2 separate regions of the Homo sapiens genome follow, and region 2 is linked to region 1. A link is a contact called in ENCODE Hi-C data. All regions are on one chromosome and are shown on one strand. Each heading gives the region's core, a stretch centred on a gene start or an enhancer-like site at or near the end of the contact. The rest is flanking DNA. Distances are from core to core; before and after follow the strand shown. Region 1 overlaps LINC00598 (long intergenic non-protein coding RNA 598). Region 2 overlaps LOC124903162.

The links. Hi-C counts contacts between places; a loop is a spot of excess contacts on that map. Pooled maps may share reads with other maps.
Region 2: a map of endothelial cell of umbilical vein shows a loop between it and region 1 (8-fold over the local background). The contact joins two enhancer-like sites. A Hi-C loop is called at or near these places in 4 of 168 maps with a recorded cell type or tissue (Calu3, endothelial cell of umbilical vein and heart right ventricle) and 8 of 50 pooled maps.

Annotation. Positions count from the first base shown.
Region 1 is chr13:40,400,514-40,405,217 of GRCh38, forward strand. All of the region lies in intron 6 of LINC00598 (long intergenic non-protein coding RNA 598), which reads right to left. Among named protein-coding and RNA genes, the nearest start is that of LINC00598, 78 kb to the right of the region's middle. Within about 2 kb of position 2,043, at least 25 of the 41 ENCODE cell types and tissues checked have a DNase peak (open chromatin) inside an H3K27ac peak, as active enhancers do; they include endothelial cell of umbilical vein and heart right ventricle, where a contact is called at or near this core.
Region 2 is chr13:40,189,898-40,194,356 of GRCh38, forward strand. All of the region lies in intron 1 of LOC124903162, which reads right to left. Among named protein-coding and RNA genes, the nearest start is that of LINC00332, 10 kb to the left of the region's middle. Within about 2 kb of position 3,105, at least 11 of the 41 ENCODE cell types and tissues checked have a DNase peak (open chromatin) inside an H3K27ac peak, as active enhancers do; they include endothelial cell of umbilical vein and heart right ventricle, where a contact is called at or near this core.

The DNA of each region.
Region 1 (4,704 bases), core at 793-3,292:
TTTGAGCCAGTATTCCAAGTTCTATATTTCTACATCAAGATCCAGGTATAGAAAGAACTGGGGCCTGTGACTGGAGGCAGACTTTACTGCATCCACAAGCAGGTAAACATCATTTGGTGCTGAACTCGAGACAATGTCCAACCCCACACGCAGTCATAATTCCAGGACTTACATCAGAGCATTGGAGAATTTCATTATCTGTCGGCCAACTGTGAATCAAATGCACACAATGCTGAGAAAGAACCACCCATCGTAAAGCCTTAAAAAATAACCTGCTTTCCAATGCATATGCGGGAATAAATAAGCACCTACCAGAGTGCTTGCTGACAATATGAGCAGGAGGATACCCTCCCCATAAGGTTCTTGGAAGAATGACATGAAGTGTAAAAGGCCTGACAACTAGAGGTGCTCAATAAATATTTGCTACTAAATACACAGTGGGTATTCTGTAAATATGAGTTTTTCTTCTCCCTCCTTTCTCACACTCTCCCACCTTTCCAAGAGAGGCAGGTAACCATGAAATAGAGAAATACTTTGAGGAATTTTCCTGCACAATTCTAGCTATATTGAACTGAAGAAAAACATAGCCACTGTTGTAGCATGGAGAGGCCAGGGATACTGGGTGCCACAGGGGGATTCTGGAAGAAGGAGAGACTAGATTTGGGGAAAGAACCATCTGTCTCTGCAAAAGGCCCCAACTTTCCTTCAAAAACTTATTTTCTATTAGGCCTTTGCCCAAACTTAACAACAGATATTTATGTAAAACTGCCTATGTGCCAGGCACTCTTCTAAGTGCTTTACATAGAATCCTAACAACAGTCCAATGAAACAAGTACCATTATCATCCCCATTTTATAGATGCAGATGCTAAGAACTAGAAGGATGAAGAAGTCCAGAGAGTCTCAAAACTGCTTGGGATTTATATCAGTACCTCTAGGAAATGTGTTAAAATGTAAATTCACATCCTCCAGGATTAGGCAAAGTAACTAAGAAAAAAGAAAATTGAGGACTGACAAGAAGACCAAAGGTGGAACCCTGAGAAACAGCAGCTACATTTATGGGACAGATGGAGGAAGAATTGACCTCAGGGTGTGGTGTGAGAAGGTAGCAGGAGAGCCAAGGCAGGGTGCTGTCTTGGCCATTCAGGGAAGGGTGTTCAAATAATGAGGTCACGTCAACCATTTCAGGAAGGTATTGGGAAGTGTTTGCTGGGATTGGCAATTAGCAGGTCACTTACAACTTTGTTGAGAAGAGTTTTAGTGTCGTGCTGGGGAAAGAATAATGGTCTCATCCTCAAATACCTTGTAAGACCCTTGAAGGAATCTCTCTCTCTCTCTCTCTCTCTCTCTCTCTGCGTCTGTTATCTTTGACCAGGCTTATACACAGTAAGTGCTCATTTTGCTGATTTTGCCATTGCTGACAAAGATAATGACATTCTACTATTGCTGTTATGAAGTCAAGAGCAAAAGATGGTGTGTATGTGAGTTGAGATTTCGAAAATATGGGTGCAGGAGGCAATTACCCCTCAATTTCAGTTAGGTAGGAAAGGGGGCAGGCAGACAGAGCTTCCTGCATTGCAGAGAGAGATGACCACAGGATGCCCCATAGACAGAGACCAACTCTACTCAGCCAGAGAGAGAAACTGCAGTTCTCCGATAGTAAATGCAGTTGTCCCCTCTTATGGAGACTCAGCTGCCAAAAACTTAGGTGAAGGTTCAAGGTCACTGTGAACCCAGGGCCACCCTGAAATGCTGTCCATTTGTCTGCCTCTAGTCCTTTTTCGGCTTCTAAAGTCCAATCATTCTTTGCCCTTATAACCACTCTGGTGTGTCTTGGAGAGAAAACACAGTTCTTCACGGTTTGCCAGTAGTCGAGGGAGGAATCTGAAAGCTGACTGTTTCTCCCACAGCTTCAGGAGCATTAAAACTTCAAAAGAGGAACTATTTATGCTGTCATTACCACAGCGGTCACTTCTGCAGGATTTCTTTCTCTGATGCAGCACTGGTTGGACACACTTGGCCCAGGGCCGAGAGGGGAGAGGAGGGCGTTACAGAGACACTGAGTCATCCTGCCTCCTCCACGCCCTCCGCAGCTGCCCCTCACTGCACTTCCTCCTCCTCCTCAAGTTAAAGGTCAGCCTCTCATGCTCGTGCCAAGTTTTGCGAAACACACATACGCCAAAAAAAAAAAAAAAAAAAAAGGCTTCAGAAAGGGTAAATTTTTTAACATGAAAAGAAATAAGGAAAGCCTCCTTCAAAAATACATGCAAAAATAAGTAATCCTTCCCCCATACTACTTAATAACTCCAGAATGATAAAAATTTTCCAATTGTGAATATGTAAGGAATAAAATAAAAGGAATGAATGCCCCACTGTGTTAATGCAGCCCTTTTTAAAATGATCCTAATTTCTTCCAGAAGGCTCTGGAGGGTAGATTGCAAGGTTTGTCTTAATATAGAATTATTCCCTTCTCTCCGCTTGTCTTTAGAACCAGTGTGAACATGGTGATATTTTACAGTTGGCAACCTGTACTTCGCTGCTCAAAAATGCTGCATTCCAAGGGCTACAATCATGCATTGTGCATTTGAAATGCCTGTTGCTAAGAACAAATATCAACCCCAGGACGACCCCACTCAGCAGATCGGCCAACTCCCGCACAGAGCTGTTTCCCGACCTCTGGTCAGAGACAGGAAGCCCATTGGACCCTAGGCCCAGGCAAGTGCGGAGGGTTCCCAGGCAGGTGACATGGTAAAATGTAGACGACTAGCTCTCTGTCTGTCTTCAGGATAACGTCTGCCTCCCACCCTTCCTGGTCCCAGCTTAGGAATGTATGCAGCCCTTTTATGTGCATTGCCAGGAGGCTTGTGAAGTAGATTGGACAGAGGTTTTACAGCATTGTTCCTATTTAACTGATCAAGGACTGAACCTTGTAGTTTAACAACATGAAGTTGTACGGGAACAACTAAGCAGTTGCTGGACTAAAACCCTCAGCTTCCGAATCGCAGCCCCATTAAACTCACTTCCAGCCCCGTTGTACCCTCTTTCCCCATGAGGCCGCCCCAGTGGTGCTGAAAACAGGGACTGACCTGGTTGCAACGGGAGCCTGGGGTCCTGTTCTTTGCATGTTCCCACACTGCCCTTAAAGGCTGACTGCCCCGTGGGCACTGTACATCTGCAGATCACTCGCTTTCGACATTCAGAGACCTCCATCTCATGGCAGGGTTGCCCGTGTCCACACCTCGCACTTCTCCCATGCCACTTACAGCCTGTTTCAGATTAGTTTTAACAATTGTTTTCTGGAGATTTTCCAAACTTTCCTCAGCCAAACAATCAGGGAAAGGGATAGGCCTGGCGCCGTGCAGAGGAATGGAGCCCTTCCCGCCCTGGAGCCACCTCCAACAGAGGCAACTCCGTGTACGGTGAACATTACCCTAACTGGTGAAAGTGATGATGTTCAATTATGTTGTATGTTATGTGCTTTTGTTTTTTGCACTTCTCTGTAAATGTCCTTCTTCCTAGTGAGTGGAGGGGTGTTGGGGGCGGAGTACTAGGATGTGAAAGTAAACACCAAGAGAAAGGTACAGGTTCAACGTGAGCATCTACAATAGGATTATCAAACCTGCAGAAAGGCTTTGTTAGGAGAGAAAGGGGTTTCCTCAATCCCTCTTTCTACCTTTCTTTAACATTTCAGAAGGCAAGTCTGGCAAACCTGCTCCCGGAGTTCTACCTGAGAGACATCTCACCCATTCTCCTGATGAATGGAGAGAAGAAGGAAGACAAAGAGAGAGGGAGAAATTTGGGGACAAGGAATGTGATCCCCACCCCCTAAGTCCCACATCTCTCAAAGGGGGTCTCAGGGGCTTTACAGGCACTGGGTTAGGTATGGGGAGCCCAAACCATCGGCTGAGCGCATGCTGCTGGGACCTTCCAGGGCAGTCTGCCATTTGCAACATGAAGCAGGAACAGTGGTGCCCAGGAGGCATGGGATGCGACGAGATGGATCATTGGAGGACATGGCCTGGGTCTCCATGGCTGGTGGACTGCAGGTCAGGGCCCAGAAGTTCCCCATGCCTCTGTGAATACAAGTGGAAGTGATGAGAGGCAGCTGGGTTGGCATCGACCTGGATGGGAGTGAAGAGGCCACAGGGGGAGGCTGTGAGAGAAAACACATGGCCACCACCATGTTACAAGAAAGTCACGGTATTAACTACAATCACATTTGGGCACTACCTTCAAGTAACAAGCAGAATCACCACTCCCCTACCTCCACCAATATCACCCTGGCCCAAGTCAGTTTTGTCTCCCATCCTGACTTCGTTTCTTGCTGCATCCGCCTCCTTACTGGCCATGTTGTTTCCACTCTTGGCCCTTGCAGTCTATTTTTCACCTAGGAGCCAGAGTGACTCCTTTAAAAATGTAGCAAAGACCGTGACACTTCTCAAGTCAAAACCCTCCAATGACTTCCCAATTGATTTGAAATATAAAGTCCTCACTATAGCCAATAGGATGCTACATGATCTGGCTTCTGTCTCCCTCTCAAACTCCATTTCCTACTGGGTCACCCTCTCCCACTCCACTGCAGTCCAGGAAAACCTGGCTGACCCACAGACACGCCAAGCATGTTCCCAGCTGAGGCTTTCTGCACTTGCCTGTCCATCTGCCTGGAATGTTCTTCTCTCAAGATCCTCTTGGCTTGCACCTTCAT
Region 2 (4,459 bases), core at 1,855-4,354, 210 kb before region 1:
GTCCTCTCCACCCTCACCCCCACCCCTACCCCAGCCGTGCCCCAGGCACTATCCATAGATGAAAAGAGACAGCCATCCTCAGCACCCTCCAGACCAGAGCAAGCTGAGAACAGTTGATGCCTCCCCAGAGCTCCTGACACAACTCCAGTGCTGTGGAGGAGGCCCATCCCACAGAGCTGCTGCAAGAAGAAGATGCTGGGAGCTGAGCTGCTCCCTGGCAATCGCCTCCAGGCCAGCTCAAGCCATGCTAAGGGATGGGGGTCATAGGGACAAAAGGGCATTGTGTGTGAGAGAGGGAGTGGGGAGGGAGTGTGGGGAGGAATGCACTGGCAATTTCTTCCTCTCCCAAAGCTTTCCTCGCCCAGCTGTCTCGTGGCAAAGGAAGGACCCTCCCTGGAGGGGCTGGCAGCCCACCATGGATGCCTGGAGACTGGAGCTGATTGATTGTGTTATTAGATTTCCTCCAAAGGACAGAGGGCTTCATTTAGCTGGCATTGTGTCACTTGCTACAATGGCCCCTGAGTATATAGACGCTGCCTTATGCCGTTCCCTTTAATTCCCTTCAAATAGGGACATTTAAAAAGAGTCCAATAACATTTTTCTGAAAGGAACCTCCACCTCCTTTTTTTAAAGAACAGAATCATTTGTTTCCAAAAGGGGGCCCTCCAAAAGAAGCTGGAGGAGCAGAAACCATTTTAATAGCATCTTCTCTTTGCTGAATTGTGTCTTCATTTTACACTGCGGCTTTATTCTCTGCCCCTTTGACACAGCCAGCTGCCTTTCACGTTCCAGCTCAGAAACAGGCTGGCTTCAGGCTGTAACAGGCACCAGCTTCCAAAGCCCTTTCTCCAGATGACTCACGTTAGCTTGTGTGAGCCTGTGAGCCCCACACCACAGCTCCCAGACCTTTGTTCCTTTGCAAAGTGCATTTAAGCTCCAAGTACTAAAACAGTGTCTACCTAAGTCTCCTGCCTTACATTGGAGTGAAATAATTAATTACACAGTGGAGTGTCTGGTTCCTATCTTGTTCAGGTTCATCCTGTTATCAACTCAGCAGCTGGAGGAAGTGACATCACGTGCCCAAGCTCGGCTTTGAAGCTGGAGGTGCATACCGAGACACTGTATGTGGTACTGCACTCTGGCCAGGAAACATCACCCTTGGACCATCTGTTAAACTATTTAAAAAAAAAAAAAAAGTTGGGACATCAGTTTCTTAACTAGAGTTTCAAATCCTATTGTTCAAATGGTGAGAAAAGCCTTTTGTGAATTCTGCTCTTAGCCTGGAAGGTTATAAAAGGAGTGGAGATAAGTTCCTGCAAGTGTCTTGAAAATTAAATCCTTTTATAGAAAGCATAAATATATGTGGGGCTAGGTGGGGGGAATGCTCCACTGAGCAGGCTCCCATGTAACTAGTGAAGCAGATCCATTTAATGCTAGTCACCAGGATTTCTTTGCCCGAGTATTCCAAGCCCTGGTCTGGGGCTGCTTTTCTACTCCTATGAAAAAGTGCTTTATCAACTGCTTATCTCAAGTTTTTCTTAGTGAGTAACAGCTCTGGGAACTCTCTGTGTGGATCTGAACAGCATGCAAAATCATTTTACTTTTAAGACAAAAGACATTAGCTTCCTGTAGCTTTCTTAGCCATCTCTACCTCTCTTCCTTTCCCACCCACTTTTCCCTCCCCTCCCCTTCTTCCAACCCCCATGGCACTAAATAAAATGCTTAGAAAATGAAGGCCACAGCTGCCCTTTCTTCCCATTAAAACAATCAAGAATGATGGTGGGTTTAATATATTTGATTAGAGAAACTCCAATTTGGTGCACTTGAATCAGCTGCCTTTGTCTTCAGCTCCCGATGGCCCGATTTCAGTGGAATGTCCTCTGCTGTCCACTGCCAGCTCAGGCTGGGAGAAAATTCAGACGCTGAAAGCATTGGCTTGGCATGCTCAGAAACACGGTATTTATGCTGTAGAAGATGCCAGGCCCACTTCTTCCTAATCAGAGGGAGCGCCACTTCATTAAATCGTGGTCACTTACTGGTGACCCTCATAGTTGTAGCCCTGGGGGGCCTGTGGTACTCTTTAGCAATGTTAATTTTTCATGGATTTTATTGCTTTCCTTCATTGATATTGGCTGTTGAAATTCCAGCCTGAATCCTGTTCAAACAACCCAGGAGATTCTGGTACCCAACTTGCACAGAGGAAGTTCAGAGAATAATAATCACATTTACATATGGAGTCTCTTTCATTCAAAGAACAAATAGAAAACTAATGGAAAATAAGAAAATGTGTCATCATTTCCCCACAAGGTGTTATTAAACAGGTTTGAAATATTGCCTGGGCAGCCCCAAACTTGTAGGGTACTTGAGAAGGAATTGATCTCCTTGGGGGCTGGAGGCTTGGCAAACACAGCTTATTTGCACTTAAAGTTTATAGAGATTTTTAGGAAGGGCTCTCTTGAAATATTCTAAATAAATGTATGCTCCAAGAATAAGTACAAGAATGAATTCAGGATAAGAGTTTAAATTCCTATCAAAGACATATTGAAATGCTACAGAGTTTGTAGGGGTTTATTTGAATATATTTTAATCCCTACCATGGCCAAAGTCAGAGATTGGAGTTAGATGGATGAGGTCACAAAGACTGCTAAACTCATTTTCTACACTTTTATGAAGCGAAATCCCCACGTCTCCCAGTATCCACCCCAAGTCAGCCGCCTAGCTGAGCCCCTGCCCAGTGACTTCTCCACCCAGGCTCTGTGGTAGGAAACCAAAGCCCAGGGACACAGCCAAGTTAGAAATAGCATTCAGGCTTTTGGGTCCCAGTGTCCATGCCCAGTCTGTGAGTTGGCCTGTCAACAACATGGACAAGGGACATGCTGGGTTCTGCCAGGCTCAGGAAGAGTGGCCCGGGAAGGAGGGCTTCCCGTCCTCCACAGCCCTGGCAGTGAGCATCTCGCCATCACCTCAGGGGTGGGTGGGTGGGGGCTGGATGTCACTCAGAGACCAGTGTGGTCCCCATCAGCTTTGCAGGCGCTGCAAGCCCAAGTCCTCAGAGGAGACCTGGTTACAGTCTGTCTCCACACTCAAAGGCACTCTGGTCGTGGGGCAAGAAGAATGAGCACAGCCTTCTGGGAGGGACGGTTTCCCAAGAGCAGCACCCACACACAGGGAAGGACTCTGAGAGAAGGTGCCGAGCCTGGCGGTGTGAATGAGCTCCATGCTTCTCCTTGGGAGAAACGAAAGCCTTTCTAGACACTGAGGGAGCAGAGTACAGGCAGCTAAGGCCCACACGGCCCCCCAAGGTGCATCAGATAACTTTAGTTACAAAAATACAACAAAGAGCTGGCTGCATTTTACCTCCCCTTCCACTGTAAAAGTCGAGATTTAAGATTCCTGTTGTATAAGAATTAATATGAAAAGAATTTTGTATCCTATTATGGCATTGTGTTATAATAATGGAATGCTCTCCCCGCCCAATCTGGCTTACTGTCCCCTAGATCTTGCCAATGATTATTCAGTTCCACAGTGTGTGAGTGTTGCTGTGGGGACAGCCTCCTGAGCCTGAAAGAAAGAGGCCATGAATGCTTCAAGCTGGAAAACGGCATAGTCAGCCCTCCGCCCCGGGCACCCCTATCTACGCACACTCAGACACACACACGGGGACACACACACTTCACCCAGCGGTTTTACTATCTTCCAAGCTAACCTGGACTTGCATGGGAAGTTTAATACTTGGACAACTGCAGCTGTATGAGCAGCTCATTGTCTCTGACGTGACACACAATGGGTTCCAGAAAAGGAAAACAAAATACTCTTTAAACTGTGCTGCATTCTGTTTGGAAATCGAGAGTCCAGGCAAAGGGTTTTCCTTGACAAACCAGAACAGGGGTGTTGTTGCTGCACTTTAATTTTGCTTGGTAACTGGATCTTGTTCCCCTGAGCATAAAGATTTAACAGAGTTTCTCCAGAATTTACCAATTCAGAGAGTTCTGAACAGCTAAGTAGGGGTGGGCAGGGGAAAATGTGTTTTTAACTCATCACATGTCCGCAGGATTCTTAAGGAGAAAACGGCGACCGGTTCTTTTCCATGTCCCCCGGAACAAAGCAAGGAGAAATGAACTTCAGCTGCAGCAGGTGAGATTCAAGTGAGACATGAGAAAAGTTTTCCAGCCTGAGGAATGTTGACTAGAATGTATCACTGAGTGAGGATGCTGAAACACTGCGGAAGATCCATGGGTCTGGCTAATTACCGCGTAGTAAGGGGTGGAACCCTTGGATTCTACGGAAGCTCCTGGCTGGTTAGGTGCTGATAATGGTGTGTTGTTTCATTTTGTTTCAAGATTTCTAGTTGTTAGGCTCCCATTGTCACATATTTCCCTCAAATCAACTCCCTCTGAATCACCCTATTTGGAGGGAGACACTATTCTCCATTTCCGCTCGGCCACTTCCAGCCTCACCC